Regions from separate parts of the Homo sapiens genome. Here region 1 is linked to region 2. A link is an interaction called in ENCODE POLR2A ChIA-PET data of the cell type or tissue named here. Cell type or tissue: MCF 10A. All regions are shown on one strand. Links, peaks and the distances in the headings refer to the core of each region. The heading gives the core; the rest is flanking DNA.

The links. Peaks named below come from ENCODE experiments on the same cell type or tissue, not always from the same donor. Only the 100,000 strongest peaks of a DNase experiment are listed, where the experiment ranks them.
Region 1: POLR2A ChIA-PET joins it to region 2 with 10 read pairs; 4 of 35 experiments call an interaction of 5 or more read pairs at or near these places.

Annotation. Positions count from the first base shown.
Region 1 is chr1:209,375,452-209,391,869 of GRCh38, forward strand. It overlaps LINC01698 (long intergenic non-protein coding RNA 1698), which reads left to right. Exons shown (of 3, transcript NR_146491.1): 3 at 3,976-4,239. Among named protein-coding and RNA genes, the nearest start is that of LINC01698, 12 kb to the left of the region's middle. RefSeq lists enhancers at 8,125-8,872, 8,873-9,621. In MCF 10A, for the core only: no CTCF peak of the experiment used is centred there; DNase peaks (open chromatin) are centred at 8,190 and 8,600.
Region 2 is chr1:209,438,657-209,455,074 of GRCh38, forward strand. No RefSeq gene overlaps it. Among named protein-coding and RNA genes, the nearest start is that of MIR205, 15 kb to the left of the region's middle. RefSeq lists enhancers at 9,348-10,028, 10,029-10,709, 13,433-14,112, 14,671-15,310. In MCF 10A, for the core only: no CTCF peak of the experiment used is centred there; no DNase peak of the experiment used is centred there.

The sequences.
Region 1 (16,418 bases), core at 3,428-11,427, 63 kb before region 2:
GTATTTATATTTTCAACCAGCATAGCATATAGTGAAGAGGTGTTGATGTCACACAGACCAGGATTCAAATGTTGGCTTTGACACATACCCACTGAGGGCCAGGGCAACTGGGGAGCCCAAATTTTCTCCTCTGAAAAATGGGAATAACAGCATCTAAATCACAGGACTATTGTGAAGATGAAAATTAATTGCGTTTGGGAAGGTGGCACAAAACAAATGCTCAATGCATGGGAGCTATTGTTATTGTTAGGCCCATTGCCTCTAACTAGAGGCAATCATTTTAAAGAGAGGGAGAACCCATCTCATTCTTCTCTGTGCTCCCAGAGCTCAGCAGAGTTTCTGCACACCAAGAGCATTCATTAACTGACACTGAATTTCCTGCTCTGCTTAAAGAATGCTGCTCCCAAAGGAAATGCAAATACACAAGCTCCTATATCAGCTCACCAAAGAGGGAGCCAACAAGTGAAAGGAGTGGATGAAAAGTATCCCATAAAGGGACACAATGTGGTTTACGGGCCAGGCAGTGGATGAAAAGAGAGTATCAGTAAGTGCAGGTGTATAGATGACCAAAGGACATTTTCCAGTGGACTGGGCTTGAAATTCATTTTCCAAAACTCAGCTTCTTTTGTTTTTTCAAGACAGGGTTAAGTAGAAAGAGACAGTTTATATTTTGTCCCATGTAAAGAAGGTATTTATGTGAAATATGACAGCTCAGTGTGCAAGAATGCAAACCACAGCTTGTGAGATAATGTGGCTATGAGGCAATGATCTGAAATCTGGAAGAAAATCGATCTTAAATCTTTATATTGATCCAAATATTTGAAAGTGGTAGGAAGGAATATGCTTGCTAAAGAGGGGATGAATATGGATGGCTTGTTCCAGTTTCTTTAGGCCTTACAAAAGCAAATTTTACACCAAACCTCACTCTGTATACTTACTTTACATAAGATCAAACTTAAGGGAGACGAGATCAATATTGAAGCTCTGTCTGAGATTCCATCTCTTTAATACCTTTCTCATTTCCTTTAGTAGTAGAAAGAGAGCTAATCTCTGTCTTTCAAATAGTTGTTTTGCATTTTTTGATCATGGGGAATTAAATTGAATTAGATGGGTCTGGAGTGGTTATTAGAACCATTACATTTGGCATAATAGATACATCTAGAGAAAACATTTACATAAGGAAATCAAAGCTGGTCTCATTTTTTATCCAGTGCTCTGACCTCTTTGGAGTTCTGACAAGCAGGATTTATCTGAATATTTCTTAAGATGGTATGTATAACAGTAAAATGCACCCCCTAACACACCTACCTAAACCAGCATTTCCTTCTGAAAAAAGAAAAAAACTGCTTAAAAAAGGAGGTATTTTCATATACTTACAGACATATTTTCCATTTGGATCCTTATTTGAATTTTACTCTCATTTAGAATATAATTCTGAAATCTCCATCATTAATGCTAAGCCTGGCAATATTCCATAAAAAAAAACCCACCAATAAAACACAAAAGCTAGATGTGAAGAGGATTATGATGTCATATTAAAAGAAGGGAAGGGAGAATTAAAATAAAAGATCTATCTGAAATGATCAGAAATGAAATTCTCTTTGGGATAAAATGGTCTCTTCCAGAAATGCAGCCATTTAAAATAAGATTATAGTGATATTTTATAAGAACTAAAGCAGAATACAAACTATCTTTCCCTGAATTAACTCACAGTTATATACAATGAACAGTAGATACAAATAAGGCATTTTTAGGCTTCTCCATTTTGCTTGGCAATTTCTCAACACAAGCTCCTGCATTAATAAAATCAGGGGTCTGGGTAAATGATGCAAACTTTAGGGCCCTATCACATCAAAATCAGATTGTCCTGGGTATGGGGTGGGAAGATTCTGCATTTTAAAAAGGACCCCAGGTAATTCTAAAACCCACTGGTGTTTGAGACTCCAGTTTAGAGCATCTCTGGGAAGCATAGGGGGACCAGCACAGAATTCAAAGCATACTTCATATCCAGCAACTCTAATAGTCCAGAGTTTGAGCCCTGCCTATCTGTTACTACTAGAGTGACCTTAAACAAGTCACTTAATCTCTCTAAGCCTCAGTTTTCTCATTTGTAAACTGGGATAATTTGCTTCACAGGTTGGCTTGAGTATTAAGGAAGTGATGATCCTCTATTAAAGCCCTATAAGAAGCTGGGCACCATGGCTTATGGCTGTAATTCCAGCACTTTGAGAGGCCAAGACAGGAGGATAGCTTAAGGCCAGGAGTTCGAGGTCAGCCTGCGCAGCAGAGAGAGACCCTTCTCTACAAAAAAAAAAAATAATAATAATAATAATAATAATAATAGTTGGGTTTGGTGGCACATGCCTGTAGTCCTAGCTACTCAGGAGGTTGAGGTGGGGGTATCATTGAGCCTAGGAGTTTGAGACTACAGTGAGCTATGATCATGTTACTGCACTCCAGAATGAGACCCTGTCTCAAAAAAAAAACAAGAACAAAAACAAAAAAAAACACCTTACCTGATACAACTTATTTCTTATTACCAGTATTGTTACTATTTGGCCACAAGTGTGATAACAAAAGAGAGCCTTGTCTACCTGGCAACACTGCCACTGTCAAGAGAAGGAATATAGAGATGACAAATTAAGTAGACCAGAACATAACTGGGCAGTGAAATTCCGTGTGATCATCAAATACATTTTGAGAGTAAATATAAACAATTGGTTGGCACAGAGCTAAGATGAAAAAAAAATATTGATGGGAATGATAAGGTAGAATTCAGTTGGGACAAAGCCTTCCTGAAGTGCAAATGATCAGATCAGGATGGCTGTTGGGAAGTGTGTGGTTCTGTTTCTCAGAGACATCTGGATGATAAAGAGTGGTGAGACCTCCGACAGTCTTTGTAGAAGCCCCAGGGACAAAAATGAGAGAGGAAAAAGGAAGTTTCCAAATACTTGTGTCTGCGATGAAGAAGCATGGCTGGATGGAGGAAAGAAAGGTTGAAATGGCATTTAGAAATTAGAGCAAAGGGCCAGTCCCCATGGCACAAGCCTGTAATCCCAGCACTTTAGGAGGCCCAGGTGGGAGAATCACTTGAGGCCAGGAGTTTAAGACTAGCCTAAGCAACAGAGTGAGAGCCAGTCTCTACAAAGATCACTTGAGCCCAGGAGTTCGAGATGACAGTGAGCTATGATAGCACCACTGCATTCCAGCTTCAGTGACAGAGTGTGACCCTGTCCCCAAAAAGGAAAAAAGAACAGAAAAGAAATTGCAGCAGAGGAACAATAAGGAATCCTGAGACTAAAGTTGATTTCCAACTCTGAAACAAATGATCAGAACTCCAAAATTGATACAATTTTAAAATATTTCCCTGACCAGGTGCAGTGACTCATGCCTGTAGTCTCAGCACTTTGGAAGTCTGAGGCGGGCAGATCACTTGAGGCCAGGAGTTCAAGACTAGCCTGGCCAACATGCTGAAACCCCGTCTCCACTAAAAATACAAAAATTAGCCAAGAGTAGTGGTGCATGCCTAAAATACCAGCTACTCAGGGGGCTGAGGTGGGAGAATCTCTTGAACCTGGGAGGCAGAGGTTACAAGTGAGCTGAGATCATGCCACTGCACTCCAGCCTGGGCTACAGAGTGAGACTCCATCTCAAATACATATATATTTCCCTGATCACAAATGATGCAAGTTTGGTGACTGAAAGCCACAGCCCTGCCCTCCTTGTAGGTTCCTTGTATGTGTGGTTGGGGATGTGGAGGGGAGGAGGGTGCTATGCTTCTCCTGGAATAAGATCTGGAAACTCTAGGGACAAAAGTAGCTGCATGTCAAAGGGCTCTGGCTTCCTTTGTGTCATGTGCTTGGAGTTTAGATATAAAGCTCTGAGGATCCCTCCTTTTGGAGTCTGTATAAACTGATGTTCTTCCTGGAAGCCCTATGCTGTGCCTGGCTTTTACTCATTCTGTTCCCTTAACAGGAATGTTCATCCTCTGCCTCTGACCTGGGAAGTCTCAGTCATCCCCGAGGACCAATTCCAAATGTCAATTCATTCACCACCATTGCCCTTGTCATTGCATCCACTCCTCCTCTCTCTCTGACTTGTGTTAATGGTAGGTAACTGTGTATGAATCTAGGCTGGGGGTTTGTCTTTGAGGTCAAGGACTATTTCTGATTCACTGTGTGTCTCCCTAAATCCTTCTTCCACCCAGCAAAGATGCTCAAAATATATATACAAATGATAGCCCTTTGTCCTGTACCTTTTCTGAGCTTTGGAATGTCTCTCTGTACTGATAGAGCATCATGCAACAGACCCAGCAGAGGAGGAAATAGCTGTGAGATTATCTGCCCATTATAGCAGGATTCAAAGAAAGCTGCTTTCATGCCAGGAAGCCAGGGGATCGTAGTAAACGGCTGTCTTTAACCAAAGACAGGGATCTTCCACTATTAGGAGGGATCTTCCACTATTGAAAGTTGAGACCCTGGGACCCCTGTCTCATCTATCTCTGCCATCAGACCTGCCGCTTCTCACATAGTTGCATATGGACAAGATGCCTCATTTTGGTGTGCACTGGGAGATCTGGCCTATCCATGAAACTCTCTCCATTGGTTGCCTGTTGAAAGGGCTCCCTACCAATTTGGTCATAACACAGACCAAATTGAGGAGGTTAAAAGAGATCAAGTGTCTGAACATGGCTTCTTTGGACTCTAGGAGGAGTTGATCAAGTGTCACTCCAGTGCATATACTGTTTTTATGCACAGTATGGATTTGAACATCCTGGTGAGTGAGTCCATGTTAACAGTATGTTCTCAAGCAGGAATATGCAGCTCTAGCTTCTGTTTTTAGAAAGCTCAGAGATTTTTTGCACTGGAAGAGAATTAGACATCCAACATCCTCATTTCAAAAGGAAACTGAAGTCAGAGAGGAGAAGGGACTTCCCAATGGTACATAACCTGCTATTGGCAAAGGTGGGACCAGAGCCCTTAAGTTTTTCAACTTCTCCAGCAAATTCCTCATATCTAAGAGCAACGCTTCAGTTTTCCTTAATAAAGTGCCCCAGATCCTCACATTCATCCCTTTCAGAGTGCAACTTCCTACTTGGTTTACAAATGAGTCAAGAAAAGAAAATCTCCTCTTTAGCAATGTAGTGTGGGACCAGCTCACTTGAGTATGCAAAACTTGTCCTTGAGAGCTGCTAGCTCTTTACTATTTTTTCTGGGTGCAACAGTGTGCATGTCACCCCACCCTTACTGCCTGGCTGTCTTCACACATCACCTTCTCTGAGAGTGCTTCTCTAATATCCCCACCCAAAGAGCTCCCCACATATGCAAATCCATTGATTATCATGTCTCTTTGCTTTTTCAGTCTCCATGAAAATTATTGAGACCTAAGATGTAAGACCTATTTCTGATTATTTTGTTTATTGGTTGTCTTCTCCCACCAGAATGTAAGCCACATGAGGTTAGGAGCCTCTCTGTCTTATTCTCTGTAGTATCTCTGGCTCCTAGAGTACTGCCTGGTACAGGGTTGCTACTTCATTATTTCTTACTGTATATGAGAATGAATGAGTGAATTGAAAAGCAATTGAACTCTGGTTGTGCCTTACAGGTATAGCAGAAGTTGTCTGCACAGAGAGGAAGGAAGGAGACGATCTTTGATATGAATTCTGTTGGCCAATGAGGCCTAGAATGTTAACAATTAATGGCCACATTTTCCTAGTTAACTACAAAGCAAGAGTGAAAAGGAGATAATGTTGGACTAACTATTTGACTACATTGTCTGATTTATCCAAAAGGTGGTATGGAATTTTGATCCAGTAGTGGTACATCATCTTTGATAATACACACGTACACATAAGGGAGTGTACACACCCATATACACTCACTCACACTCTGCTATTGCCTACTACCTATTAGATACTCCCAACAAAAGCTCTTAAACTAAAAATGACATGGTGTTGTTAAGTTTCTCAGGGAAATCCACCTATCTATGGAACTCAAGAGAGCAGAGGGCTGGTCTCTGGAGAAAAATAAAACAGGGTCAAAAACCAATTTTATTTGTTATTTTTCACTGGAAATACATGGTTAATCCAAGAACTAGCAAAGAGGTGTTGAAAAAGATTCTCTGATGTCATTTGTTTTTTCTTTTTCTTTTTTTTTTTTTTTTTTTTTGAGACGGAGTTTCTCTCTTGTTGCCCAGGCTGGAGTGCAATGGCACAATCTCAGCTCACTGCAACCTCTGCCTCCCAGGTTCAAGCGATTCTCCTGCCTCAGCTTCCTGAGTAGCTGAGATTACAGGAGTGCGCAACCATACCTAGCTAATTTTGTATTTTTAGTAGAGGCGGAGTTTCTCCATGTTGGTCAGACTGATCTCAGACTCCTGACCTCAAGTAATCCACCTGCCTCAGTCTCCCAAAGTGCTGGGATTACAGGCCTGAGCCACCGAGCCCAGCCTCATTTGTTTTTTCATACAGATATATCTCATCTGCATTAGAGGTAGATCCAAGATTAAGATGTGAACATGTTCCAGCTTTAATTTCAGTTGTTTTTCTTTTTTAAATAAAGAAAAGCCAGCAATACAATTTGTTTCTCATTGAGCACTATACACATTCAGCTATGACTGAGAATTTAGAAGATACAAATTCAAACTCCAGTTTAATTTCCTTTTTCCTGTTTGACTCCAAGCTCAGTAGGTGATCTTATAAGTTGACAGGGGTAACATTGCACCTATTAGCACTTGTCAACCAAAAGTAGATTGTTCGGGTTTCAATAAATGTTTTTTTGAATTGGATTTAGGTTGGTGAGAAAATATATTAAGTCAGAATTCTTTGAGGCAAATTACATATTGAAATGAACAGTTTGGTGTTCATCCTGTCTACCATCCCCCTCAAAAACAAAGAGACAGACAGAAAGAAAAAAAAAGCAGAAGTTTTGCTTTTCTAAGCTACGAGAATTTCTTCTGCTGCTACATCTGTGAACGCTTTACAAGGCAATGTCTACAGTTTGAGTTTTACAGCCCATTTTGATTGCAGTTTACATGACATCTGGGGCTCTATTTTTGGAGAAATTTCAAAGCTAGTGACTTCCAGTTTTTAATCAGCAGTGTATTTATTTTCTACCCTAGCATAATTGTTCATGGCTCCACATTGATTTTTTTATAGGAGACAATGCAAAATGATAATCAGAGTGAATTAGTAATTTGATCTTGTATCTGTCAAGGCTTGATGGCTTTTACCTGCTCTAGAGGCTAGAAGGCAATGTGCTGACCTCATTGTGTTGAAAAAAATTGAACACATCGTGGTTGTCAAGGACAAGACATTCTCAGTCATAAGAACAAAGAGAGCAAGAAAGGCTAATGAGGGAAGAGGCCATACAACCCTGAAAAGTACACAGCCTCCTGCCCCTCTGCTCAGAATCTGGGGTCATGTTTGCAGCCACAGGTGCCACATGCAGAAGTGTCAGAGGTGTGAAAACCAGAGCAACTCCATCTTGAATAGGAGCTGGGTAAAATAAGGCTGAAACTTGCTGGGCTGCATTCCCAGACAGGTTAAGGCATTCTAAGTCACAGGATGAGATAGGAGGTTGGCACAAGGTACAGGCCATCAAGACCTTGCTGATAAAACAGGTTGCAGGTTGCAGTAAAGGAGCCAGCCAAAAACCACCAAAACCAAGATGGCCGTGAGAGTGACCTCTGGTCATGCTCACTGCTGCACTGCCACCAGCGCCATGACAGTTTACAAATGCCATAGCAATGTCAAGAAGTTACCCTGTATGGTCTAAAAAGGGGAGGGATTAATAATCCACCCCTTGTTTAGCATATCATCAAGAAATAACCATAAAAATGGGCAACCAATAGCCCTCAGGGCTGCTCTGTTTACAGAGTAGCCATTCTTTATCCCTTTACTTTCTTAATAAACTTACTTTCACTTTGCACCACGGACTTGCCCTAAATTCTTTCTTGCGCGAAACCCAAGAACCCTCTCTTGGGGTCTGGATAGGGACTCCTTTCCAGTAGCGCATTTAACAGAAGGACAGGCTGTGCAGACATTATTTTCGCTCCTTTCTACTGAGAAGGGAAAACACCACAATTGAGCAGCCTGCTCCTCTATAAGTGAATGAATAAGCACTTGCTTTTCATTGTGGGTGAGTCAAATGGCCTGGCATATATGCAAGTAAGAACTAGAGCAGAGGCTGCTCACCTGCAAACTCACATCAGGGCTTCTGCCCGGAATTACGGTATTTTTTGTTTGTGTGTGTGTTGTTGTCATTGGCTTCTTTTCATAGGGGTTTGGATGAAGCTATTTAAACACATGAGACAGCAGCCACTAGGACTGTATCTAAGAAGGTAAGTGGTTTGCCCAGGGTTACATGGCTAGTGGAAGAGCTAGTCTTTACAAGAATCTTTTACATAAACCAAACCAGGTGAGGTAGGATCAATAAGAGGGTGAAGTGAGGAACCGACATTTTTAAGAGCTCCATGAAATGAAGGAGCTTGGAGAGAAAATTGATAGATGGTACTTTCAGTAGCCCAGCCTCCTCCTGTAATTTCTGGCTTCACCTTTCTCTAAGCCCTCCTTTGCTCTGAGTTCTGTCTGGGCAAGTCCCAAGCTCCTGGAATGCATCTTTGCCTTCCTTATCTGGAAGCTAATCACTAAATAGCAGGTGGCGGAGATTCTGGTTTTCATCCCTCTTTCTCTCTCCCTTTCTCTCTTTTACTCACTTCCTCAGGGCTATGAATTTCTGAATCTTAAACAGGAAACCTCCCTGATTTGTTCACACCTGGAATGCCATTCTATCTTTGTTTGAAGAGTGCAGAAATTAGAGCGCGGGAGAATCAAGAGAAGGAGCTGTTGTGTGAAGAGGGAAGAGAGAGGTCAGCATTTAAATGTGAACACACACACTGAGAGGCACATATACATGCACACAGTTTAATCTAAGCTAAGCATTCTTTCTTTCAACTCCTGCATTTCCCTCCTCATCTCCACTGCCAGCAAATGTCTTACAAGACAAAGAGTATTTACTGTGTGTCACTTCAGTTATCAACACTCTGCACAAATAGGTTGACAGAGGAAACAGGCAAAGTACCTTTGCAGGCCCATTTGGGGTTGAAATAGCAACTAGACTGCCTAGAGGCTGCCAGATATTAGCTTACTTATTGCTCCTGCAAATGTTAGAAGCTGGCTCTTGAGAGAACCTGTCATCAACATCCCTGTCCCCGTGGGTGTCAGGAAGGTTCGGCCTTCTTTAAGGTAGGCACTGTGTCCTCATGGACTGTTCATTTTGGGAAGAACCTTGGGAGATCACCTGGTTCAAGCTCCTGGCTTTAGTCATTGTTTGTCTCTAAATCCAGAGACCAATGTTTGTGATCTACTGACTCGTAAGCTCCCTATGAGGAAAATGGAACAAAATATTGGGCACAAAGACATAAATCTAAATGCATGGTTTCTAATCTGTGGACCCTGAGATCCCACAGGAGCACCATATTTGCATGAATCAGTGCTTATAGGTTGACCAAATAGCATGATTCACACACATATATTATAATACTTCTAATGGTTTTATTCATTCATTCTACAAATACAGTACTGCTTTGTGCCAGAAACTGTGGTAGGTGCTGAGCATATAATAGACAGGGAATAAGTCAAACTGACTCTGCCTTCATGGAGCTTCCTGTCCAGTGGTAAAAACAGGCAGAGAGAGCTGCAGAAACACAGAGTGAAAGCAATAACTCAGATTTGGAATATTATATAGATAAGGTTATGATTAATAGAACTCAAATTCCTTTAAAGGTAGTAGTCTCTGTCTGCTATTAAGCATTTGCTCTACCAATGCATTCCTAAATGTATTTTTATCTACATGACTATACATGTTTTCAGATTCAAATGTGCTCTCCTGACTAAAAAGATTGGATACCACTGACCTAAATCATCTGCTAGGATTGCCTTTTCTATCCCAGGTGAATAAATTAAATAGCTATGTAGTTTTCCCTTTGCCACTGGAAGTTTCACTGAAAAATCAACTCATGAAAGGCAGATTAATAAGAGAAAAGGCATAGATATTTGTTCACATTCATGCGAGAATCACAGGGTGATTTCCCAATATCCCAGTGGGTTACAGATGCTTGTATACCTACTTCTTGAGGGAAAGAGAGATGGGACATTGTGGATGACTTTAGGGACATTAGTAAATAATTTTCAGGGCAATTCAATGGCTGTGAAGAATATACAATGGCCTGGGAGAAAGTCTGTTGGGCCCACAGAGCAGAGAGTAGTTTGTGATAAAAGTCTGCCCATGTTTGTTGACAGACTTCAGTTTTTCTTCCTGCGATATGAGTTCAGTTAATGAAAATTCAGAGAAGGGATCAGAAGTAATTGTTTTCGTCTTTGGTAGGTGTAGATCTTAGGCAGATAAGGGAATTTCAGAGAACAGCTTCATCCTTCTCCATGATAGAAGTAAAGGATTGAGAGACAGAAGCGGGTAGAGAGGGAAAAACAATTGTTCTCCTTGGTGGGTCCGTCTGATCTTTACGTAGATAGGGGGAAAGTCTCCTCCAGCATCTGTTGATCTCAAAGGACCTTTAATTTAAAATACCCATTATACCAGGGAGCTATATTTTGGGTGAAGTTTCCTGTGCTCCTTCAGCAAGAAATAATATTTTACCAATATTCCAGTAACCCTCAGGGAACAATTTTTTCATAGTTCTACACTGGCTTTGCATCACTGAAAATTAATCTCAGAGTTCTCTGTACCCCATAACCCAAGAATGCTACGTCTCTGGGGAACCCTGCAGAAACCCAGAAAGAGCATGATCATTTGGTTATAAATTCCACCTCCCTAGTGGGCAGCCTCATCTCTGTCCTTGACATGGGTGAGGTTGGAGGCAAAGGTTTGTTGTTGATTTTGGTATGCTATGGAATACCAGGCCTGGAGCCACAGGACATGACTTGTTGCTCTATTAGACATGCTAAATAAGCTCCTGAAACAAAGAAATCAAGCGAAGATTAGATGGGAGGATTTTCTTGTCAAGAATTATGAATGCAAAAATAACCCTGAAAATATAGCTATAGTTGAATAGGGGCTGGGCAAGACAATGGACAGAAAGATTTGTTAGACATAAGATCCCACTTAAATCAAAATGATCCACCAAGGCTCAGCTCCCAATGGGGTCTCTATGTGCAGATTCAAGGGTAGAAATATTGTAGGGACGTTTTTAGTATCAATTCTGCATTAGACAATGTGATAGGTATCAAGCCTACAAATACCAATGAGATATAGTCCTTTAACTGTCTTCTTTTAGTTAAAAAAAAAAGTAATTGTCAATACTCATTAAAAATATAAATAAATAAATAGTATTTTAAACTTTGTGACAATGGGCAGAACAGCAACAAGGAAAGCAGGCCAAGGCACTGGGTTTGGAGTCAAGAGATGGGTTTTATCCTGGTTATATGTTGAATTTACTTCCCACCTTGGGCAAATCACTTCCCTATCTAATCAGTTTCCTAACCTGTAAAATGACAAAAATCACTTCCACTTCCTAGTTTTATGATTCCAGGTCCAATACAAGAAGGAATTTCTTTTAAGGGCCCCCTTAATCTGGTCAAAGTTATCCTTCCCAGCAGGGCAGAAACTTCACCTGTTTGCATTAGGCCTGGGTTGTGGGATAAGCTATCTCCTGACAGACCCCAAGAGTCTCCATCTTCCAGTCCTCCCCAAGTGACCCCATGAGAAGACGTATTAAAGGAAGGAATTCAAAACAGTATGGCCCATGTAAAGAGTATCCTTTAGGAACAGGATCTGTTTACTTAGTGGCTGGAAACTTAAATGCATGCATTGTATACCGCCCAACCCCCAACTCCCCACCCCCACTGCTATCATAGCCATTAAAAAAAGGAGCATAGCAGATCTCTGACAGTTAGACCTTACCCATTTTCAGCTCTGGACTTTCACTGAGGTAATATCTTTACCTGTTGCCAACTAGACCTGTTGGTGTGTGTAACTGTTTCTTCATTCTGACTCATCACACCTTGCTTGTGGCAGCGAACCCAGGCGCCATTGTTTCCTGGTGATCTCTGGCCTACTTTTTCCCAAACGCTGTGAGGCAGCCATGGAGCCTTGTGAAAGAGATTGACTTTCTCTCAGGTAGCCAAGGGCCTTTGGGACAGCTACCTCCTGATCCCCTTTAACCCCAGGGGGAACTCTGAAGGCTGAGCCCCTCCTAAGTTACAACATAGAAGTTAGTTCCAGTAAAACTTTCCAGGCTCTGCTAATTCCATAAGGGACTCTTAAAGAATGAGAAATGGAAGCCCAAGGTCTGCATAAAATCCTACATGTGCTAAGCCCGCCAAAATCAGTTTGTTGAGGAGAAGGAGCACAGTAGGAAGAGCTTTTGTATTTTCAATTCAGATAAACCCCAGTAAGACTAGCCATAGGGCAACATAGAACTGCTTATGGTTCCATATATCTTGCTGTATTTTCATTCCATGCCTTACCATTTAAAATATTATTTAATTATCTTTTTAGTGAGTATTGCCAATTACCGTTTTCTTTGCTAAAAGAAGACAGTTAAAGGACTATATTTTCTTGGTATGTGTAGGCTTGGTGCCTATCACATTCCATTCCAAAAACATGTGCCTAATGTTTCTGGAATGTCCTCTCCCAGTCCACAGCCTCTCTTCACTGAGCTAATTGCTACTTGTCCTTAACACTCAGCTCAAACATCACCTCCTCCAGGAAGTCTCCACTGACCTCCCCCTTTGCATTAGATGCCTGTCTTGATACATCCCCCTAAGGCGTTCTGTGTAGCTCTACCTGTGCACTTTACCATATTGTTACATATTTACCCATCTTTCTCACCTAGGCTCTACACCTTCTGTAGAACTAACTCATGTTATTCATCTTTTTTCCTCTCCATAGCTTACTACATGGCCTTGTATGTTTATTGTATGAATAAACAATCTGGTTCATCCACTTATTAGGTGTGTGTTCTGGGCAATTTAATTCACTTCTCTGAGCCTCAGTTTTCTCATCTATTAATTGGAAATAACAATCCATGTCTCTTAGAGATATTGTTCATATGAAGAGGTGACATATGTAAAGGCCTTCCACAATGCTGACACATAGGCACAGAGTCAATTCACCTAGGGCTGTGGATTTGCACAGGAAATGAAGAAAAAACACAAAAGCAGCAAGCTCAGAGCAATGAAGACTCTTGCTGTCAGTGTGCAGACCCTTTCCTCCATGGATGTATTGTCCCAACCAGCGCTCCCTTGCTGCAAGGGAGCCTGGAAGTCCTTTTTTTCCCTTTTTTTCCTTCCTTCTTTCCTTTCGTTTTCTCCTTTATTCCTTCCTTCCTTTCTTCCTTTTTTTCTCTCTTTTCGTAAATGAGAAACACATGAGTGAATCATTTTTATAAGTTTTCCTGGGAATCCAGCATCTCTAGCCAGAATATTAATAACGTGGTTACTCTGATGATTTCTCCCATTGACCCTAAAAACCTAGACATTCTCTTTTATAGGTAGGTCTCTTCAAGTGAGGTCAGCTTCTCCAGATAATTTCTGGTGATTTATGCAGACACCTTGGGGAGGAAAAAAGGAAGCAGCACTGATCTGAGCCTCCTGGAAACTCAACAAGTGGCCTGACCCTTGAAGGGTTTCTTCACCGTGTCTGGTAAAGTTTCCAAATTCTGGAGATGTGGAAGCAGAGGCACATTACCAGAAGGCCAGGTAATAAGCATGTTGGCAAGTACTACTGCTGGCCCTGACCCACCATATCATACCACAGGACCATCCACACCCATCCCCTATCCCAAAACCACACATCCACACTCCCCACCACCACCTTAACACACACACACTGCTCATTTCCCTCTGGAGATATGCAGGGCTCTCCATGGTCAAATGACCCTAAATCCTCTGGTGAATCAGGTTGAATCAGAGCCCATGAGTCATCCAGAGCACATCTAACCCAGGGTTAATTTATTCAGCAATCATTAAGAAAGCAAGTTCCTACTGCCAGGTGCCGTCCTAGGCATGACAGGCTGATGTTTCTAGAACATATTTGACAGCCTTTCTCCCCAAGTCACACCATGAAGGAGAAACCATTTCAGTTAAGAATGGTGAGTCAAGAGCTTGGCATGGAGGTATTACCAAGGAAGAGATCTGTGTTGAGCCTGTGTGCAGATCCTTAGCATTTAATTTATTCTGCAAGGACACACAAGGTGGTAGGAAACCACTCCAGGGAACCCACCGAAGAGTCAAGCAAAGCAGAGCATGGGTGCAATCACAAGTCATAGTGTGGGGTGGAGAGGCAAGGATGGGGGAAGAGCAAAGAAAAGGAGGACTTCCCTCAGAAGACCTGCTACTTTTAAACTCAACCTTGGCCAAAGAACCAAGAAGCACTTTAGCAACTTCCCCATGCTCGTCTCCAAAATTTCCTAGGATCTGAGAGGTGGAGGAGAGGGAGCTCCTTACAGGGAAATGAACAGAGAGTGATGGTGGGGCCTAGTTTGGGTTAGGCAATGTGGGCTACTGTGAGGGTTTTAAAATATAAATATGCAGAACACAGAGGGCTTTTAGGGCAGTCAACTACTTTTATGATACTATAATGGTAGATACCTGTCATTATACTTTTGTCCAAACCCATAGACTGTACAATACCAAGAATTAACCCCAGTGTAAACTCTGAACGTTGAGTGATAAGGATGTGTCAGTGTAGGTTTATCAGTTGTAACAAATGGGCCCCTCTGTGGGGGATGTTGATAATGGGGAGGCCATGCATGTGTGAAGGCAGGGAGTAGAGGGGAAATCTCTATACTTTCCATTCAATTTAGCTGTGAATCCACAACTTTCCTAAAAACTAAACTATATTAAAATAAAAAATCTTAAATAAAAAAACCACATGTCTGCAAATTATATGACAATCCCCTTAGAGAGAGGGAAGGCCAGCTGGGCACAGTGGCTCATGCCTGTAATCCCAGCACTTTGGGAGGCTGAGGTGGGTAGATCATGAATTCAGGGGTTCGAGACCAGCCTGGCCAACGTGGTGAAACCCCATCTCTATTAAAAATACAAAACATTAGCCAGGCTTGGTGGTGCATGCCTGTAATCCCATCTACTCAGGACACTGAGGCAGGAGAATCACTTGAACCCAGGAGGTGGAGGTTGTAATGAGCTGAGATCACACCATTGCACTCCAGCCTGGGCAACAGAGTGAGACTTGGTCTCAAAAAAAAAAAAAAGAGAAAGAGACAGAGAGAGAGGGAAGGCCTATAGCATTTCCCCTTGTATCTGAGCAAGCTTCTAACTTACTTGTAATCAAAAGAATGTGGCAGAAGTAATGCTCCATGACTTCCAAAGCCAAATGGTAAAAGACCTTGCAGCCTCCATCTTGTTCTCTGGAACATTTGCACTTGGAGTTCTGAACCCCAAGCCACGGTGTAAGAAATTCAACTGCCCTGAAACCACAACTACAATGAAAGGAATCTCAGGTGTCTGGAGCAGCCATGTGTAAGAGTGCTGAAGGTCACAGCTGAGTCCTACCCCAGAGCCAGCATCACCTGACTGACTTGTGAATTAATCAACATTTCATGATCCCACTCTCCCACAGCCTTGAATTCCCCACAGCCTTTGAGTCTTCCTAGTTGAGGCTCAGATGTTGTGGAGCAGAGGTAAGCAGCCCCTGCCATGCCCTGTTCAAATTCCTGGCCCATGAAATCTGTGAGCCAAAAAAAAAAAAGTTATTTTTATGTTTTATGCTCCTAAGTAGATGCAAACTGTAGTGACTTGCAGGGCTTCCTTGATCCAATGATGAGGATTGGGGGTGTTGGAGGGTGACCTGTGTCAGAAAAAGGAGAAAGAGGAATGCACAGACCAGGCCATGCCACTATGGAAGACAAACAATGATCTGAACAGTGCTATTTGTACAGACGGTCCACAACTTATAATGGTTTGACTTACAATTTTTTGACTTTATAATGACACGTAAGCAACATGTGTTCAGTAGAAACCATACTTCAAATATCCGCCTACCATTCTGTTTTTCACTTTCAGTTCAGTATTCAATAAATTACATGAGATATTCAACACTTCGTTATAAAATGGGCTTTGCGTTAGATGATTTTGCCCAACTGCGGGCTATGTCCTTGTTTGTTGCACGAACATTGTTCAAGTATGTTTAAGATACGTTAGGCTAAGAGATGATGCTCAGCAGGTGAGGTGTATTAAATGCATTTTCAAACTATAATATTTTCAACATACCCCGTCATAAGTTGAGGAGAGTCTGTACTATTTGCTTTTTTGAGGTGAAAATGGAACCTCATGTAAACACATTTCACGAAGGATCCCTGGGCCTGGCCTCTGGCATCACAGCCTTGCAGTGGTCACTGGGGATGCACACAGCCTCTCTTGACTGCTACCCTAATCAACA
Region 2 (16,418 bases), core at 3,197-11,196:
TGTCTCATCTTGGTGTCTCTCCTTTTCCTTTGGCTTCTCTTTCAAGTCACTGGTGTCTTAGCCAATCTGGGGAGACGGGAGAGGCCCAGAGAAGGCCACAGGAGGGTATGCTTGGCTTGTCACAGCAGCAAAGGCTCTGACAAATGATGAAGAAGATGGGGCCTTTTCTGAATGTGGAAATGGCCGGGTGATCCCTATTCAGGAAACACCAGTGGTTTAGAATAGTAAAAGTGCCCTAACACCTAATATGTGAGGTAGGTTACTGAGAAATGAAACGTTTGTGACCCAGAAACTAAGATAAAGCAACTTCAAGTAGTTCGACAAGTGACAACCAACCTGGAGCAAGTAACCATGAGTACACTTTCGCCGCCAGAAAATCCAGACCTAAACTTAGTGGGCAATTTTCAAGATTTAAGAAGAAAGGAGTTAAGTAATTTACCAAAAGTCAAGATTCTGGGCCAGGCCTTAAACTGACCCAATTTCTTCTGCCTCTTAGTCTAGTGTTGTTTCTAACAAGTCACTTTATTGCTGTGCTGAGAAGCTACTCCTCTCTCATTAACTTTACCATGTAGATTTATCATCACTCTAAAACTCAGTGCTTCCGTTCTTTTTTTTTTTTTTTTTTTTTTTTTGGGAATGGAATCTGTAGAGCTGAAAAAATTTAAAAATTAAATATTGAATATAAATATGTTTTTAAAGGATAGTTATAATGTTTAGCTACTTTTCTTTTCCAGTGTTTACTGGAGAAACAAACTCCATCAATAAATGAACATGCCAAGCAGTGATGTCGGATCAGAAAGTCAGTGACTGGGTGGGAAGAACTTAAGCTGAAGCAGGATAGATCTAGGTTCAAATCCAGTGTCTGTGGCCTTCAGCAAAACAGTAAATCTGTGCTTCAGTTTGTAAAATGTTACAAGGCAAAACAAAGTCCCTACCTTTCACCTTTCAAAGTCATTTCACATACAAAAAGTACTTCATGAATGATAAATATGAAAATAATTATTTTTATGTATCTCAATTGTAGTAGGATACTGAAGAGGATCAGAACATGCCATCTCAAATATACCAACTTGGCAAGAGAATTATTTTGACTTGAAGGCAAGTGAGAAGAAGCAGACATAGGAAAAGTTATTTTTCTCTCCCCTTAACTGCCTAAGAACAACATAAATTTTTTCGTTTGTAAAGGTAACATAAATTTCCAGTTGTAAGTGTGCCTCCCTGTGTTGTACCAGAAAGATAACTGTTCTAGCGGCAACACTTATTACCTGAGATGACTTATCGGACCTCATTACACAACTCTTAATTACCATACATTTTTCTAAACATCTTCCCACAACTTACCCCCACCACAGGAGCCCAAACTCCTTTTCCCTTGTCTAACTTTTTCTCCACATTTTATCACCCTTTGTTAAGATAGTATATAAGTTCTGAATTCTAATCTCCTTCTTTCACATTTCTTTATGAACTTCTGTGCATACCTACCCAATTAAGTGTTTTCTTCTTCTGTTAATCTGCTATTAATTAGTTTGACTTGTGGGCCCCAGCCAATGAACCTAAAAGGGTAGAGGAAGGATTATTTTCCCCCTACTAAACAGAGAAAAGAAAAGACAGGAGGACAAGGAGGGCTGAGGCAAGGCTATGAGGTCATAGCCATAAGGAAATTACAAGACACAGAAGGACTAGATGTTAACAAAGTAGAGGTCTAAAATAAAATGTTCAGGCTGAGCACAGTGATTCATGCCTGTAATCCCAGCACTTTGGGAGGCTGAGGCAGGCAGATCACCTGAGGTCAGGAGTTCAAGATCAGCCTGGTCAACATGGCAAAACCCTGTCTCTACTAAAAATACAAAAATTACCTGGGCATGGTGGTGCATGCCTGTAGTCCCAGCTACTAGGGGGGCTGAGGTGGGAGAACCACTTGAATCGGGGAGGCGGAGGTTGCAGTGAGCTGAGATCACACTATTGCACTCTAGCCTGGGGGACAGAGTGAGACTCTGTCTCACCAAAAAAAAAAAAAAAAAAAAAAAAAAGATAAAGAAAGGAAGAAAGAAAAGAAGAAGAAAATGTTCAGATAGGCATCTGTGGATTTAAAACCAAAGGGCAGGAAAAAAAAAGTTATTTATGGGTCCAAATGGATTTTGAAGGTGTAGGTAGAAAGAAGATATGCTATGGCCAAAAGTCAAAATAATATAGTGTTTCAACAGACTAAAGACACACAGTGTAAGAGTTCAGAAAGTGCGTTTCCCAGAATCAAGGTCAGGTAATGAATCAGAAAGCGAGGCAAGTTGGTGGACAAGACAGGCACCCACTACCAGAAACGAGCAAGAGGAGGCTGAGAGTTGACCTTGCTAGAGGCAAGCATCTGGACCAGTCAGGAGTTCCTCAGTTCTTCCTATCAGGGTATGGGCAGCTCAAAGCTTGCAGATAAGGGGAGAGAAGTAACTGTTTTTGAATGGATTCTAAGGAGAGTAATGGGGCAGCAACTGACAACAGATTCTGACACAGCATCATTAGTGTATTCCTGACCCACATTCAATTTGTCAAAAAATGCTTTTTAAAATTGAGTCTTTATTGAGAAGACATGCACCTAACTCTGATTTAAACAGGCAACATAGCTGCATGCAAAATAAGAGGTTAGATAGTATCTTTTTTATACCATCACTCTGTATGTAGAAGCAAAGATCTTATTTTGCATTCATATTCTATGTTCTGGATAAACTGTCAGGTCTCTCTGCCAGATTTTTATGGATAATTAGAAGGTTGCAAAAAGCAGATGTTATGAAACTATCTGTGACTACTCCTTAATGGTGGATGACAAGAACTCAGTACCATTTCTTAATTACACGAGACATAGTAAGAGGTGTAAAACAGAGGGAGAACTGTCAAAGCCTGACAAGATATCAAACAGTTAATCACCCACATTGAACCGGAACATTTTTCTACCATGTAATTCAGAACGCAGATCCCACCTTCCTATGGCTAAAAAAAAATTTAGCTATAAGTTGTGTGTGCTCCTGTGTTACTTCATTTCAGGTTTTAATAATTGATATAAGAGTACCTGCATGAAATAGGTGGCTTTTCTTTTGAAAACTAATCAAATAAGAAAATCTGCATCTTATGAAATACACAGACAATTTTGCTATGTCAGATCCTATTTAGTAGCATGAAAGGAAGCTACAGGATTTTGGAAAACTTGTTCTTGTCTCATGAAGACAATGACCACAACTAATATTTTTTGAGGTCTTGCCCTGTGCCAGGGGATATATAAGCTCTTCACTATGCATTATCTCATGCAATCCTCACAACTCTAAGAAGTAGGTGGACACTTCAATTAGCCCTATTTTACAGAAACGGAAACTAATAGGCAGGGAGCAGTGGCTCATGCCTGTAATCCCAACACTTTGGAAGGCTGAGGCTGGTGGATCACTTGAGCCCAGGAGTTCAAGCCAGCCTGACCAACATGGCAAAATTCCACATCTACTAAAAATATAAAAATTACCCAGCCATGGTAGTATGCACCTGTAATCCCAGCTACTTGGGAGGCTGAGGCAGGAGAATGACCTGAACCTGGGAGGCAGAGGTTGCAGTGAGCCGAGATCGTGCCACTGCACTCCAGCCTGGGTGACAGAGCAAGACTCTGTCTCAAAAAAAAAAAGAAAAAAGAAAAGGAAAGGAAACTAATAATAACAACAGTAACAACACAAACTCAATAGCTACTACTACTGGCAGTTATTAAATACTGGCAACATCTACACATTGTACTTTGCATACATCATCTCATTTAACAGGGCTGGTGCCATAATTATTTTTATTTTTATGTAACAGAAGAGGAAACTAAGGTATCAAGAGATTGAAAAATTGGCCCACATGATTTTAAGTGGCAGTGTCAGAGTTCCAAATCTAGTCTGTCTCTACACATAGTACATTTAACCCTTGGTCTATACTGCCTCTGTTTGCCTGGTGACTATAATGGGCTGAATTCTCTTCCCCCAAAAATCATATGTTGATGTCCTACCTCGCATATGTTGATGTGACTGTGTTTGGAGATAGGTCCTTTAAAGAGGTAATTAAGTTTAAATTGGGTCATATGACTGGGTTCTAATCCACTGTGACTGGTGTCCTTATAAGAATAAAAGATTTGTGGCTCGTGCCTGTAATCCCAGCACTTTGGGATGCCAAGGCAGGCAGATCACTGGAGGTCAGGAGTTTGAGATCAGCCTGGCCAACATGGAGAAACCCCATCTCTACTAAAAATACACAAATTAGCCGGGTGTGATGGTGTGTGCCTGTAATCCCAGTTACTCAGGAGGCTGAAGCAAGAGAATCGCTTGAGTCCAGGAGGCAGAGGTTGCAATGAGCCGAGATCGTGCCACTGCCCTTCAGCCTGGGCAATAGAGCGAGACCCCATCACTAAAACAAAAGAGAAAGAAAAAGAAAAAAGATCAGGACTCAGATACGCACAGAGGAACCCATGTGAAGACAGTCGTCTAAAGTCACAGAGAGAGGCCTCAGAGGTTATCAACCCTGACAATACCTTGATCTTAGACCTGTAGCTTCCAGGACTATGAGAAAATCGATTTCTGTTGTTTAAGTCACCCAGTCTGTGGCAATTTGTCATGGCAGCTCTAGCAAATGAACACAGTGGCCCTGTTTAAGTCCCCTAACTTCTGTATGTCTCAGTCCCTTGAGCTGGAAGACGTCTAGGGTCCTTCCCAAGTAAAGCACCCCATGCTTGCCATGCTTTAGTATCTTCACCCTCCTGGACACCCAGCAGGGGCTTCTTTCCAGGGCTTCAGAACTGACAATTTTCCTCATGCTTCAGCCTCTTCTACTCTTCCCACCCATTGCTTCTGGTAATGTGGAAGGCTCACGTAAGAAACAGCAAGGGGCGTAGCCCCGGAGCAAACAGGAGGTGAGAGCCAGATGATGTAAGCTCAGTGGGAATCTCTGGGGCGGAGCTTCTCCACCTACTTCTAAAACACCTGCCCAACTATTCAACCATTATTTATAAATTTACTTATATGATACAATTATTTATAAATGTGCATTTGTCATCATTTATAAATTACTCATGGTATACAAAGCACTATACTGAGTGCTGAGATACAATGCCAAAAACAAAACAGAAACAGGTCCCTACCCTCCTTGAGGATACAATAGAAGGGGGAAGAAAATATGAGTCAAATAATGGCACTATTTTTCAAAAATGCAATTTAAAACAAAAACAGATACTCTGACGGGAAGGCAGAGAGCCCTTTAGACTTTTTATGGAGACTTTTGTTCTTGAATCAGAAGTGAGGCAAAAGTGCAAGTACTCCAGGAAGAGACAGCATACTGACTTAAAGTCACACCAAGCTATAAATGACTAAATCAGTCCTTTTCCTAGAACTAAGCTTTCTGAGGAGAATAAAATAGCAGAGATAATGGAGTGCTGGAAGTGGGGAAAGAACATAGAAAAGAAATGGTGAAGAACTGAAGATAAATGTCTGCTGTTTTGCAACTTTGCCTGGGGCCAACCCAGGCTCTGTTCTACACTCCTGTTACAGTGAGTCTATTAGTGTTTACTCAGGTCCTACTGAGAAAAGAAGAGAAAAAGAGAGCACCATTCTCTATAGGAAGATAGAAAAATTACTAGTAAATGAAAAAGCACCTTCTCTGCAACGTCAGGAGCTTTCTCTTAAATTGAATAAGCAGGTACACACCCAAGAATAATTAGACAATGATGACAACTCTGTTCAGACTGCCTGTCCTTGTTTTCCCAGCAGTAAAATCCAAATGCATTTCATTCTGCAACAAACACGGATTGAGAGGCCACAATGAGTCAGGCACGGTGTTAGGTACCAGGGCTGGAAAGAGGAAAATTGCATGGTCATGTCCTCAGCATTTAGGAGTTCACTGTGGAGGAAGAAATTCAGACTCATAAACAGTCACTGCACTGTAATGCAACAAACACAATGCCAGAGGGTACAGAACACCAGAGGATGGGGATGTGGGACCCACATTTTAAAGTTGGATCAGAATAGAAAAAGATCAATCAGGGAAGCTTACTTGGTGATGGTCTTTGAGCAAGACCTGAAACCAAAGGGTAAACTAGACCATAATTATAATATGGAAGGAAATTATTTGCTATTGACTGTTCTAGGCAGCAAGGAATGTGGACTGCGGAGAGAAGGGCAACCCAATGATGGTAATAATAGTGGTGGAGTTTGCAAGATAGGTGTTTGCAGTAGTTTCTCAGCAAGCAGAATATGAGACAGAGATGTCATTTAAAGATTTCTCATGATTCAAAACCTATAGAAAGAGAGGAAGAAAACAGGTTTGGGCAGGGGGAGAAGTTGAGATATGATGTGGATCGAATGACAACTTCAGAAGATTCACAGAAACTTCTGGAGCTCAAGTGTCTCTTCAGAGTTATCCTGCATTGGGGGTGAATGGGCTGAGCTGTTATAACCCCATGATGATAAGTCATTGCATGTGGGTGGCCCCTGGAAGAAGGCATGACCTCAGCTGAGTCTGTTTTCTCAGGTTGAGACAATCCCCTCAGAAGTGCTGACAACTGAGGGTCATCTGCCAGCAGCACCCACCACAGCAGCTGGGGTAATTAATTCTTCATTCCCAAAAGGGGATCTGAGCAACATATCACAGCACGCGGCACAGTGCACCTCTTACACCATTTGGATCCACTTCTTCACCAAAGTCCTAGGAGCAGTTCCTCCAGCATTCTTGTAAACCCCTGGTTGGGGAGGGAACTTGGAAGATGAAGGTCAGTGGGATCGCCTACAGTCCCCACCATGGCAATTGGCTTTGGAGCTACAATTGACATTCTCACCATCCTCTGTTATCCATTATAGATCCCCTTACTCTCAGCTAGTATCCCTGCTGCTTTTGCTATCCTATTGGTGGCATGAGCTAGACCCTAACAGGATCTGTACTCCTGGTTACCATGCCCTCCTCAGGCCAAGGTTGCTGCACATCCTTCTAAAATTGGTCAAGAGAGTCTCAAAAGATGCCCAAGTGGATCATCTGAGTATCAAACCTAATTCCCTCTGCTCCTAGCAGCCCTGCCTCTTCCTGCTGACCAGAGTAAATCACTCTAGCCAACTAGTGACTCCTCTTCTTGCCTGCTGGTTCCTAAGCACAATGAGTTTGAAGTGCCAAAGCAGTAATAGTTTATAATTCAGCCAGGTGCCTGCTGTGTCCCTTGGCAGCAGTATTTTTTCCTTTAGAAAATGGAGGCCTGGCACGATGGCTCATGCCTGTCTGTAATCCCAGCACTTTGGGAGGCCAAGGCCGGCGGATCACGAGGTCAGGATATCGAGACCATCCTGGCCAACATGGCGAAACCCCATCTCTACTAAAAATACAAAACTAGCTTGGCATGGTGGCATGTGCCTGTAGTCCCAGCTATTTGGGAGGCTGAGGCAGGAGAACCGCTTGAACCTGGGAGGCGGAGGTTGCAGTGAGCCAAGATTGCACTACTGCACTCCAGCCTGGTAAAACAGCCAGACTCCGTCAAAAAAAAGAAAAGAAGGTGGAACTTTTATATACGCAGAGCTTTGAGTTCTGGGGATGAGAAGCCCATGTTCCCCAAGTGGCTCACTAGGAGTGGGGCTCTGGTTTCTACCATTTGGTTTCCATACTTATGAATCCTACATATTAGGTGCATAGCACTGTATAAAATTTTTTATTTAAGGTATATGCTGTTTCCTGAAAGATAGCACCACATCCCCTGAGATGGCACTACTGTGTGCCTTGAGTAGGTTATTGCATCACTCTATCAGGCCAGCATTTTTAGGTGGTGTAGTATGTGATATGATCAGCAGATTCCCCGTCAAGTGCTCACCAACTCAACTCTTTGGCAGTAAAGTATGTCCCATGTACTGATGCCATGTTATGTGAAATCCTGTGCCAATGGATTAGGTACTCTACAAGCCTCCAATAGTGATGCTGGCTGTGATCCTGTTGGCATGACAGGCAAATCCATATCTGGAATATGTGTATATTCATGTCAAAATAAAGTGCTGCCTCCTATTCACAACAGCAAAGACATGGAATCAACCTAAATGCCCACCAATGATAGAACTAGATAAAGAAAATGTTGTACATATACACCATGGAATACTATGCAGTCATAAAAGGGACCAAGATCATGTCCTTTGCAGGGACATGGATGGAGTTGGAAGCCATTATCCTTGCTTGGCAGACTAACACAGGAACAGAAAACCAAACACTGCATGTTCTCACTTATAAGGGGGAGCTGAATGATGAGAACACAGGGACACATGGAGGGGAACAACACACACTGGGGTCTGTCAGAGGTGGGTGGGGAGGAAGAGAGCATCAGGAAGAATAGCTAATGAATGCTGGACTTAATACCTAAGTGATGGGATGATCTGTGCAGCAAGCCACCATGGCACACATTTACCTGTGTAACAAACCTGCACATCCTGCACGCGTAACCCAGAACTTAAAAGTTGAAGGAAAAATAAATAAATAAAGTGCCGCCTCTTCCAAAGTAGAAGAGATCCAATATAGTCAACTTGCCACCAAGTGGCCAGTTGTTCTCCTTGAGGGATGGTGTTGAATCTGTCGTTCTCTGTTGCTAGCAGGTTGGTCATTAGACAGTGACAGTAGATAAATCAGCCTTGGGTGTTCATGCTGCTGTGCCCATGGGCAGCCTCCAACCCTGCCAGCATGATTCATATTCATTGGTCCATTTTGCCAACACAGGAGTGGCCAATAATAGATCCTTTCAGCATACTTGGTTCTGTAATATCTGTTCTGTGGTAGAATGTGCTCCAATAGGCATAAAAAATGTGATATAAAAATCTTCACACTTTAGGCCTGCTTCCATATGTCTATCTTCATGCCCCTAGCCCATACCTCCTTGTCCCAATCTTCCAATCCTTTTTTTTTTTTTTTTTTTTTTTTTTTTGAGACAGAATCTTGCTCTGTCACCCAGGCTGGAATGCAGTGGCACGATCTCGGCTCACTGCAAACTCCACCTCCTGGGTTCAAGCGATTCTCCTGTCTCAGCTTCCCGAGTCACTGGCATTACAGGCACTGCCACCACGCCCAGCTAATTTTTGTATTTTTAGTAGGGACGGGGTTTCACCATGGTGTCCAGGCTGGTCTCGAACTCCTGATCTCAAGCGATCCTCCCACCTCGGCCTCCCAAAGTGCTGGGATTACAGGCATGAGCCATTGCACCCAGCCCCAGTCTTGTTATATCCAAATTCCTACTTAGCCAGCCTACCCACTCCCCATAACTCATGAGTCCACATATATTCTAGCCTTGGAACACTTGTTTTTACACACAAACTGGATGATTAGGTGGGCTTCCTTAGCTCTTCCCACTATGAAGATTTTCTCCCATTTCAATCTCACCCTGAGTGGAGCTATAGTTCAGCTACCAAACATACCCACAACTAAGCCAACCCATCCATGAATCACAATCAGGTTTTTTTCTTCTTTCATCAACAGATCATAGGGAATACCATGTGTAGCCACATATGTGAGCTGAGGAAAAGGTTCTGGTGTAACTGTGGCAGAGGTCATGAGACCTGGGCCACCTGATAGCGCAGCTTGCTTGTGCCTTTTGGTCCTGTCTGTGTACAATTCTAGATATATCACTTCCATCATAAGAAAGCCAGGCCCTCAGAAAGCCAGGCCCTCCTGACCTTATGACTTGGTGGCTCTGAACAAACTTAGCTTATGATGGCCAATCCCAAATGCATGCTAACTTAATGTCTGATGATCAAGCATTCCAGCCCTATGGGGAGCATTAACACTTTATGAGCTGTTTTTCAAATGGTATGTAATTCTCTGTTACAGATAATACAGCCTTGCCCAAGAATTCCAGGTATCTATGTTGTGATTCTCTCACTGAACTAATTCCTTTCCTTTCACCTTCCTTCCTTCTTCCTTCCTTCCTTCCTTCTTGATACATAATATTTGTACATATTCATGTGGTAGATGTGATATTTTGATACATGCATATAATGTGTAATGATCAAATCAGGCTATTTAGGGTATCCTGATTTAGTATTTAGGATTACCTTGAACATTTATCATTTCTTTGTGTTGGAGACATTTCAAATCTCTTCTAGCTATTTTGAAATACACAATACATCATTAACTATAGTCAGTGTCAGGCCTCTGAGCCCAAGCCAAGCCATCACATCCCCTGTGACCTGCACCTATACGCCCAGATGGCCTGAAGTAACTGAAGAATCACAAAAGAAGTGAATATGCCCTGCCCCACCTTAACTGATGACATTCCACCACAAAAGAAGTGTAAATGGCCGGTCCTTGCCTTAACTGATGACATTACCTTGTGAAAGTCCTTTTCCTGGATCATCCTGGCTCAAAAAGCACCCCCACTGAGCACCTTGCGACCCCTACTCCTTCCCGCCAGAGAACAAACCCCCTTTGACGGTAATTTTCCTTTACCTACCCAAATCCTATAAAAACGGCCCCACCCTTATCTCCCTGGGCTGACTCTCTTTTCGGACTCAGCCCGCCTGCACCCAGGTGAAATAAACAGCCATGTTGCTCACACAAAGCCTGTTTGGTGGTCTCTTCACACGGACGCGCATGAAATTTGGTGCTGTGACTCGGATCGGGGGACCTCCCTTGGGAGATCAATCCTCCGTCCTCCTGCTCTTTGCTCCATGAGAAAGATCCACCTACGACCTCAGGTCCTCAGACCGACCAGCCCAAGGAACATCTCACCAATTTTAAATCAGGTAAGTGGCCTCTTCTTACTCTCTTCTCCAACCTCTCTCACTGTCCCTCAACCACTTTCTCCTTTCCACTCTTCAATCTCTCCCTTCTCTTAATTTCAATTCCTTTCATTTTCTGGGAGAGACAAAGGAGACGCATTTTATCCGTGGATCCAAAACTCCGGCACCGGTCAGGGACTGGGAAGGCAGCCTTCCCTTGGTGTTTAATCATTGCAGGGACACCTCTCTGATTATACACCCACGTTTCAAGGGTGTCCGACAATGCAGGGATGCCTGCCTTGGTCCTTCACCCTTAGTGGCAAGTCCTGCTTTTCTGGGGAAGGGGCAAGTACCCCTCAACCCCTTCTCTCCTTGTCTCTACCCCTTCTCTGCTTTCCTGGGGGAGGGGCAAGTACCCCTCAACCCCTTCTCCTTCACCCTTAGTGGCAAGTCCTGCTTTCCTGGGGCAGGGGCAAGTATCCCTCAACCCCTTCTCCTTCACCCTTAGTGGCAAGTCCCGCTTTCCTGGGGCAGGGGCAAGTACCCCTCAACCCCTTCTCCTTCACCCTGAGCGGCAAGTCCCACTTTCCTGGGGGGCAAGAACCCCCCAATCGCTTATTTCCACACCCCAACCTCTTATCTCTGTGCCCCAATCTCTTATCCCTTATTTCTGCACCCTGACCTCTTATCTCTGTGCCCCAATCCCTTATTTCCATGCCCCAACCCCTTCTCTGCTTTCCTGGAGGGCAAGAACCCCCCACCCCTTCTCTGTGTCTCTGCTCTTTTCTCTGGGCTTGCCTCCTTCACTATGGGTAAGCTTCCACCTTCCATTCCTCCTTCTTCTCCCTTAGCCTGTGTTCTCAAAAACTTAAAACCTCTTCAACTCACACCTGACCTAAAACCTAAATGCCTTATTTTCTTCTGCAATGCCGCTTGACCCCAATACAAACTCGACAGTAGTTCCAAACAGCCAGAAAATGGCACTTTGAATTTTTCCATCCTGCAAAATCTAAATAATTCTTGTCGTAAAATAGGCAAACGGTCTGAGGTGCCTGACGTCCAGGCATTCTTTTACACATCAGTCCCTTCCTAGTCTCTGTGCCCAGTGCAACTCGTCCCAAATCTTCCTTCTTTCCCTCCCGCCTGTCCCCTCAGTACCAACCCCAAGCGTCGCTGAGTCTTTCTAATCTTCCTTTTCTACAGACCCATCTGACCTCTCCCTTCCTCCCCAGCCTGCTCCTCGCCAGGCCGAGCTAGGTCCCAATTCTTCCTCAGCCTCTGCTCCTCCACCCTATAATCTTTTTATCACCTCCCCTCCTCACACCTGGTCCGGCTTACAGTTTCGTTCCATGACTAGCCCTCCCCCACCTGCCCAGCAATTTACTCTTAAAAAGGTGGCTGGAGCCAAAGGCATAGTCAAGGTTAATGCTCCTTTTTCTTTATCCCAAATCAGATAGCGTTTAGGCTCTTTTTCATCAAATATAAAAATCCAGCCCAGTTCATGACTTGTTTGGCAGCAACCCTGAGACACTTTACAGCCCTAGACCCTAAAAGGTCAAAAGGCCGTCTTATTCCCAATATACATTTTATTACCCAATCTGCTCCCGACATTAAATAAAACTCCAAAAATTAGAATCTGGCCCTCAAACCCCACAACAGAACTTAATTAACCTCACCTTCAAGGTGTACAATAATAATAAAAAAAAAACAGTTGCAATTCCTTGCCTCCATTGTGAGACAAACCCCAGCCACATCTCCAGCACACAAGAACTTTCAAACCGCAGCAGCCAGGCGTTCCTCCAGAACCTCCTCCCCCAGGAGCTTGCTACATGTGCGGGAAATCTGGCCACTGGGCCAAGGAATGCCCGCAGCCCAGGATTCCTCCTAAGCTGCGTCCCATCTGTGTGGGACCCCACTGAAAATCGGACTGTTCAACTCACCTGGCAGCCACTCCCAGAGCCCCTGGAACTCTGGCCCAAGGCTCTCTGACTCCTTCCCAGATCTTCTCAGCTTAGCGGCTGAAGACTGACGCTGCCGGATCGCCTCGGAAGCCCCCAGACCATCACGGATGCCGAGCTTCGGGTAACTCTCACAGTGGAGGGTAAGTCCGTCCCCTTCTTAATCAATACGGAGGCTACCCACTGCACATTACCTTCTTTTCAAGGGCCTGTTTCCCTTGCCTCCATAACTGTTGTGGGTATTGACAGCCAGGCTTCTAAACCTCTTAAAACTCCCCAACTCTGGTGCCAACTTGGACAACACTCTTTTTTAGTTATCCCCACCTGCCAGTTCCTTATTAGGCCGAGATATTTTAACCAAATTAACTACTTTCCTGACTATTCCTGGACTACAGCTACATCTCATTGCCGCCCTTCTCCCCAACCCAAAGCCTCCTTCGCGTCTTCCTCTCATATCCCCCCACTTTAACCCACAAGTATGAGACATCTGTACTCCTTCCCTGGCAACCGATCACATGCCCATTACCATCCCATTAAAACCTAATCACCCTTACCCTGCTCAACGCCAATATCCCATCCCGCAGCAGGCTTTAAAAGGATTAAAGCCTGCTATCACTCGCCTGCTACAGCATGGGCTTCTAAAACCTATAAACTCTCCTTACCATTCCCCCATTTTACCTGTCCTAAAACCAGACAAGGCTTACGAGTTAGTTCAGAATCTGCGCCTTATCAACCAAATTGTTTTGCCTATCCACCCCATGGTGCCAAACCCATATACTCTTCTATCCTCAATACCTCCCTCTACTACCCATTATTCTGTTCTAGATCTCAAACATGCTTTCTTTACTATTCCTTTGCACCCTTCATCCCAGTCTCTCTTTGCTTTCACTTAGACTGACCCTGACACCCATTAGGCTCAGCAAATTACCTGGGCTGTACTGCCGCAAAGCTTCACAGACAGCCCCCATTACTTCAGTCAAGCCCAAATTTCATCCTCATCTGTTACCTATCTTGGCATAATTATCATAAAAACACACGTGCTCTCCCTGCTGATCGTGTCTGATTAATCTCCCAAACCTCAATCCCTTACAAAACAACAACTCCTTTCCTTCCTAGGCCTGGTTAGTGCGGTCAGAATTCTTACACAAGAGCCAGGACCGCACCCTGTAGCCTTTCTGTCCAAACAACTTGACATTACTGTTTTAGCCTAGCCCTCATGTCTGCGTGCAGCAGGTGCCGCTGCTTTAATACTTTTAGAGGCCCTCAAAATAAGTAGAGGCCTTTCCTACAGGGTCTGAGAAGGCCACCACAGTCATTTCTTCCCTTCTGTTAGACATAATTCCTCAGTTTAGCCTTCCCACCTCTATACAGTCTGATAACAGACCAGCCTTTATTAGTCAAATCAGCCAAGCATATTTTCAGGCTCTTAGTATTCAGTGACAGACTAATGGTCTATTAGAAACACACCTCACCAAGCTCAGCAACCAACTTAAAAAGGACTGGACAATACTTTTACCACTTTCACTTCTCAGAATTCAGGCCTGTCCTCGGAATGCTACAAGGTACAGCCCATTTGAGCTCCTTTGTATTAGGCCCCAGTCTCATTCCAGACACTGGACCAACTTAGACTGTGCCCCAAAAAAACTTGTCATCCCTACTATCTCCTGTCTAGCCATACTCCTATTCACCGTTCTCAACTACTCATACATGCCCTGCTCTTGTTTACACTGCCGGTTTACACTGTTTCTCCAAGCCATCACAGCTATCTCCTGGTGCTATCCCCAAACTGCCACTCTTAACTCTTGAAGTAAATAAATAATCTTTGCTGGCAGGACTATGCTGAATCTCCTTAGGCACTCTCTAATCAGATGTTCTAGGTCCTCCCAATTCTTAGACCATTTATACCCGTTTTTCCCCTTCTCTTATTTCATTTAGTTTTTCAATTCATACAAAGCCGTATCCAGGCCATCACCAATCATTCTATATGACAAATGTTTCTTCTAACATCCCCACAATATCACCCCTTACCACAAGACCTCCCTTCAGCTTAATCTCTCCCACTCTAGGTTCCCACGCCGCCCCTAATCCCGCTTGAAGCAGCCCTGAGAAACATCGCCCATTCTCTCTCCATACCACCCCCCAAAAATTTTCACCGCCCCAACACTTCAACACTATTTTGTTTTATTTTTCTTATTAATATAAGAAGGCAGGAATGTCAGGCCTCTGAGCCCAAGCCAAGCCATCACATCCCCTGTGACCTGCACCTATACGCCCAGATGGCCTGAAGTAACTGAAGAATCACAAAAGAAGTGAATATGCCCTGCCCCACCTTAACTGATGACATTCCACCACAAAAGAAGTGTAAATGGCCGGTCCTTGCCTTAACTGATGACGTTACCTTGTGAAAGTCCTTTTCCTGGCTCATCCTGGCTCAAAAAGCTCCCCCACTGAGCACCTTGTGGCCCCTACTCCTTCCCGCCAGAGAACAAACCCCCTTTGACTGTAATTTTCCTTTACCTACCCAAATCCTATGAAACAGCCCCACCCTTATCTCCCTGGGCTGACTCTCTTTTCGGACTCAGCCCGCCTGCACCCAGGTGAAATAAACAGCCATGTTGTTCACACAAAGCCTGTTTGGTGGTCTCTTCACACGGACACACGTGAAAGTCAGTCTACTATGCTATGGAACACTAGAACTTATTCTTTCTATCCAGCTAATGTTTGTACCCATTAACCAACCCCTCTTCATCCCTACATATTCCCTCCCCCACACCACACACACACACACCCTTCTCATTCTCTGGTAACTATCATTTAAATCTTTACCTCATTGAACTCAATTCCTTCTTGCACCACCTGCCACGGAAATTTTGGCGTTTCTACCTAACTTAGTGTACCCTCTTCCCACGAAGAAATTTCCTTTCCTGCCTTGCTCTTCTATTTTTGTTTATTCATTAAATACTTACTGAGTTCTTAATACGTGCCAGGCACTGTGCTAGGTGTTTCAGGTTCAAAGAATAGGGCCCAGTACCTACTGTCAATAGCTTACAAACTAGTTGAAAATGTGTGTGTTTAATCTAGATAAGATACATTCAATGTGTCACTTAACAACAGGAACATATTCTGAGAAATGCATCTTTAGGTGATTTTGTCATTGTGCAAACACCATAGAGCATACATCTGCAAACCTTGATGGTATAGCCTACTACACGCCTAAGCTATATGGTATGGCCTATTACTCCCAGGCTACAAACCTGTACTGCATGTTACTGTACTGAATACTGCAGACATCTGTAACACAATGGTAAGTATTTGTGTATTTAAATGTATCTAAACTTGGAAAAAGTTATGTGTTGAGCCATGATGTTATGAAAGCTATGTCACTAGGCAACAGGAATTTTTCAGCTCCCTTATAATCTTATGGGACCAATGTTGCATATGTGGTTTGTCAATGACTGAAATATCATTATGTGGTGTGTGACTGTAGTTGAAAATGAAAGTAGAGGGCATAAGGTTATGTTTTATACTTCTGTGTGATCCACTGCACATAGCATGTGGAAAGAATAAACGAATAAATAGGAAATCAAATGAAGGAATGTGAAACCTAACTAACCTACTGAGATAACAGCACCATGTCCATAAGGCACTTCTAACCTTATGGGTGCAGCTCTCTGTAGCTCTCTGTGTTTTCCAGCTCATCTTTGGCTTTTATCTTGGGAGACATCTGGTTTCACAA